Linked DNA regions of Homo sapiens: region 1 is linked to region 2. Evidence: chromatin loops called from intact Hi-C (ENCODE). Cell type or tissue: endothelial cell of umbilical vein. All regions are shown on one strand.

Region 1 (2,500 bases), 160 kb before region 2:
TGTGGCTACAGATAAAGAAAAAGACTATGTTAGTTGTAATTTAGACAGTATCTCTATTTTTAAGAGGAGAAAATTGAAGCACATTAGACAGAAAGTTGGATGAGGACCGAACTTAGTTTTACATTTCTAGTAGGTAAGTATTCAATTTTTCACCGGAATATTAGATTTTCACTGGAAGTTCATTTGCAGTGGAATGAAATCTAAGTTTATAATATTAGGGAGCATGAGTTATGTAGAAACATTGCTTCTAGAATTGCCAAGAGTATACAAATAAAACTTCCATTAAGTGATGTTAAAAGTAAAACTTTGCATTTGTTTTTTATCTGAGTGCTTAAAATGGTCATACAGGTAGTAGATTGTCCAAGCATTAAAGAGAGGCACATGTATAATTAACTGTTTGGCAACTCGGATGGCTATAGTCCATTAGGTTATGGTGGCCACCCTCGAACTCACAGAGGATGTTTAAAACCACTTAATAGTTATAGGACCCATTGTAGACATTTGTTGTCAAAAAAAGGAGCACAGATGAGAGGCATGGGATGAATCCATTCTTTCTTATCAAATTTTAAGGTGTAAAGCTTTGTTTCATTAAAGTTCCCACCTGAGCTGATACTGAAACCGTGCTTGCCTCACAGAGTTGTTATGAAGATTAAATGATTTATGTGTGAAAGCAGGTTGTAAACTTAAAGTTGCACATATAAGGAGCACCATTAAAAATTTTGGTTTAATACTTAAAAACATTTTCTTGGCACTATTACAAAGAAAATAAAAATAAAATTTTTCAATTGTTTTTTCCATGCATTGTTTTAATGGTGTTTATTTTTATTCTAAGGTAGAGTTGACAAAAATTGTATATATTTACAGTGTACAATTTGATGTTTTGATGCATGTATATATTGTAAAATGGTTAAATCAGGCTAATATATTAATTAACTCAAATAGTTATAATTTTTTGTTGTGGTATTTGTTTGTTAATAGCAGTTGTCTGTTTTCCTAGCAACTAATATGTAATATCATATTGATTCCAGGGGGCTCGAGTTGGTAGAATAGATGCTTTTGTTCAGAGCTTGGACAAAAATTTTATGGTTCCAGTAGGTGGTGCTATAATTGCTGGCTTTAATGATTCATTCATTCAGGAAATCAGCAAGATGTATCCAGGTAAATAAATAAGTTGCTTTTCAGAAAAAGTAGCTAACAAACAAAAATCCATTTGTACATAGGCTATTGTAGTAAATCTTAATTTCCAAAGCTACCCCCCCACCACAGTCTTAATGTAACTTATCCTTCTTATTTCAGGAAGAGCTTCAGCTTCACCTTCTTTAGATGTCCTTATTACTTTATTGTCACTTGGATCAAATGGCTATAAGAAGCTACTAAAAGAAAGAAAGGTAAGCTTTCCCTTTAGGTGTCGAATAACATTCTTGACTAGAACTGTGCTCCAAATCATTGGTGTTTTCTGCCTGTTGGTTTCTTGCACTGGGAGGGAGACATCTAGTATGGTCCGATAGTATTTATTCAGATCTGGAACCACCATAGGTGGTTTCCTATTACTTTTTGTCAGCCTGTCTATCCAGATATTACGAGGAATCTGGGTTAGGTGATTTTGCTTTTATTTATTTACTTTTTAGAAACTCCTGCATTAGGGACTCTTATTCAATAAAATTCAATTCATTTATCACTTAAAGGTACTTAAAGGTAGAAGCTCTTAAAAGACAAATGGATAAGTCATCTTTTTAGTTTTTGGAAACTTGAAAATTGTTTAGGAGTGAGATGTCAGTCACAAGAGGAAGAATCAGGTCAGAAGTTAGCTCTATCTTTTTTTTTTTTTTTTTTTTGAGCGGAGTCTTGGGTTGGAGTGCAATGGCACGATCTTGGCTCACTGCAACCTCCGCCTCCCAGGTTCAAACCATTCTTCTGCCTCAGCCTCCCGAGTAGCTGGGATTACAAGCGCCCGCCACCACACCCGACTAATTTTTTGTATTTTTAGTAGAGACGGGGTTTCACTATGTTGGCTAGGCTGATCTCCAACTCCTGACCTCGTGATCCACCCGCCTCAGCCTCCCAAAGTGCTGGGATTACAGACGTTACCCACCACGCCTGGCCTATTTCTTGTCATTATTGAACGCTGAACTCATTGGTTATATTGGTTATGAAAAGAAGTTACATTTATATTTGAAAACATGACTTTATCTCCAACACAACTAGCTTAATTCAGGACACCTCCAAAAGACAGAGCTTGTATAGCTAGGGCAGGCAGTGTTTTATTCATCTTCTATCTGGGAGAGAGTGAGTCCTCTGGTGCAGTTTTTAAATCTGATAACTTTCTAGCACTTAACAACAATTGTAGTCCCTTATATTTATAATAGTACTTTATATATTCTAAAGCATTTTCATATGTATTATCTCATAGATGATCTCATAGCCTTAGGATGAATACATAACAAGTTTAAAAATCTTGTGCTCTGTTTTACCCCAGTCTTCCTTCCCCTACTAATTCATT
Region 2 (2,500 bases):
ATAAAACCATCAGATCTTGTGAGACCTGTCCGCTATCATGAGAACAGCACACGAAAGACCTGCTCCCCTGATTCAATTATCTCCCACCAGGTCCCTCGCACAACACGTGGGAATCATAGGAGCTACAGTTCAAGATGAGATTTGAGTGGGGACACAGCCAAACCATATCAGAGAGTAACTATAATTAGTTCTGTTGTACAGATAAGAAAACTAAGGCCAGAGAAGTTAAGCTGCTTGCTTAAGTTCACACAGCAACTGAGGAAGAGCTACAATTTCAACCTTCTTTGCTAGAGATTAGAGTTTACTATCCATAAATCTGGAAGCCCTAGCAATACCAATGTTATAGGTATCATGACTGAAGCCAGCCCATCTTCCACTGCCAAAGACCTGCCAAGCTCTTCCTTGGGGGACACACCAGAAGAACAATTCTCCCTGTGCTTGGGCCCGAGGCTCACCATACGGTTTCACTCCTGTCCTAGAAATGAGCTTGGAGCCGGTGACAAAGAGAAACATCCCAGTGCAATTTCAGTCTCAACAATGACAACTGATGATGCACAATAGTGGGATCTGGCCTGTAATCAGTTTCAAGCTATACTTAGCCATTTAAGCGTCCATTCTGCTCACTCCAGAGAGTGTGCGGGAGAGTCACACACCCCTCAGCTTCAGCTTCTGGCTCATCACCGCAGAGCACCATGCGGAAAAAGGACCCCTTTGTGATAGCACCGTAAATTACAGCCCAGGCAATCTGGAGTCTCAGCTAGAGTGGATTCTTCTGTCTCCTAAAAGAAAAATCTGTTTTAGGCTTAATTACAGTCTGTCATTACCTGCAATCTTATAATGACCCAAAGTCCCTGGAAAATGATAATAATAATTAAAAAAAAAGAGAGAGAGAGAGAGAGAATCGATTCAAATATGAATGGAAAAAGCCAGACAAATGCAGGGCAGGGAAGTGCTGGTAGCATTCTTCAGAAACAACTGTGCCATGAGGATCAGAGCTTTACAATGGTAAATACTTATTCTGGCTCCGTTGTCAATTTACCAGGCCCAAGGGCTCAGTGTTAACTTTACTCACTTTCTGAATCTTTAATCTCGTTGCTGTAGAATTCACCTTATAAAATGCAGGAGCAGCTCCCAAGATAAATTGATGCTGAAAATCAGACGACTGAGATTTAATAGGACAATGCTTCTCAGATCCCGCGAGGACGCATTGAACATACGAAAAGTGTTCAGTGATTGCTCTTAGTATGTTAGTAAGGAGATGCTGAGGTTTATCAGAAGACGCCTTTTAAATCAAGTTTTCTTTGTCAGTTTTCACGGACAGGACTTTCAGGTGCAGCCGACCATTGGGAGCTCCCTCTTGTGGCCATATCAGGAATGGAAATGTATCTCTTCCCACCACCCGACTTAAACCTCCAAAAGCAAAACTGAGGCCAACTGACTCAAGCTGGTGAATCCGCGATTGCGTACTAGAGAAGGGGGCCTTAGGGAAGTCTCAAAATGCTACGCTTAAATTTTCCTGGAGTCCAGATGTCCTTCTGAATCCACTAAACCTTGTGAAGCGATGTGAACGTCAGGTAAAAATCCTTTCTTTTCCTGTTTAACTGCCTCGTTATTTATGGACACAATTACTTTATATTATATACAGATTATATAAAATAACTCGTTGATTATTTTTAATTTATTGCTTGTGAGAATTCCCTGTGCATCAAAGAAGCCTTTTAAGCCGATTTTGCTTCCACAACAAGATTCTCGGGTGGATTCAGTTTACCGGAATTAACATCGACGCATTGACGTGACATTCAGTTGGGAACATGGAGCTGACTGTGTTTAGAGAGAGCTGAGCAAGTTCCCTAGGCAGGTTCCTTTTACTGTAATGGTCCCTGGGTCACAATGAGAACTTGGCCACCATCCCATGCAACTCCTCCTTTTCTTTCCGTTGCACTCTGGTTTCAGGAAGGAAATGATGACATGACTTACCCATCAGCCCTGTTTCCTGATTTTGAAACCACAGGGAATCTGCTCAATTGTAGGAACCAGGTTAGGAAAAGACTGAGTTAGAAATCATTACATTGTGAATAACAGAAAACTCAAACCAGTTTAAATAGCATATGGAATATATAGGGGCAGGTAATGACAAGTCTAGAGGTAGGCTTCAAGTAAGGCTTGATCCAGTAGATCAGGACTATTGCCAAGGACCCCACTTCTCTCCATGTCTTCTCTCTTTCTTCTAAGGTATAGCAGACCCTGTCTGTGCTCTGACCATTTCCCTGCAGCCTATCCTGAAGATCACTTGCAGACATTTCCTGTATACTTCAAAGATTGCCTGCATCTTTCTGTCTGAGGGCATTCCCTGTTCCTGGTGGTGTACACCCAAGCTGGAAATACCAGAAAGTTAACACCCCAAGATTGACCCTCAATACTAAGGAATAAAAGTTAGTTAATAAATATCCCAGGTTCCTTACACAGGGACAGTAAGGAGATATGCTGCACAGTATTTCTC

What was found. Hi-C counts contacts between places; a loop is a spot of excess contacts. Peaks named below come from ENCODE experiments on the same cell type or tissue, not always from the same donor. Only the 100,000 strongest peaks of a DNase experiment are listed, where the experiment ranks them.
Region 1: a loop joins it to region 2, with 9 times the contacts of the local background. A loop is called at or near these places in 71 of 110 quality-filtered maps.

Annotation. Positions count from the first base shown.
Region 1 is chr4:25,143,662-25,146,161 of GRCh38, reverse strand. It overlaps SEPSECS (Sep (O-phosphoserine) tRNA:Sec (selenocysteine) tRNA synthase), which reads left to right. Exons shown (of 11, transcript NM_016955.4): 7 at 1,029-1,158; 8 at 1,297-1,388. Among named protein-coding and RNA genes, the nearest start is that of SEPSECS, 16 kb to the left of the region's middle. In endothelial cell of umbilical vein, a CTCF peak has its summit at 1,090 (motif pointing right); a DNase peak (open chromatin) is centred at 1,131.
Region 2 is chr4:24,979,143-24,981,642 of GRCh38, reverse strand. LOC102723675 (a long non-coding RNA gene) reads right to left here and starts at 1,825. Exons shown (of 6, transcript XR_007058082.1): 1 at 1,073-1,825. It also overlaps a transcript of CCDC149 not described here. In endothelial cell of umbilical vein, a CTCF peak has its summit at 1,368 (motif pointing left); DNase peaks (open chromatin) are centred at 1,372 and 1,912; H3K27ac peaks cover 1,390 bases.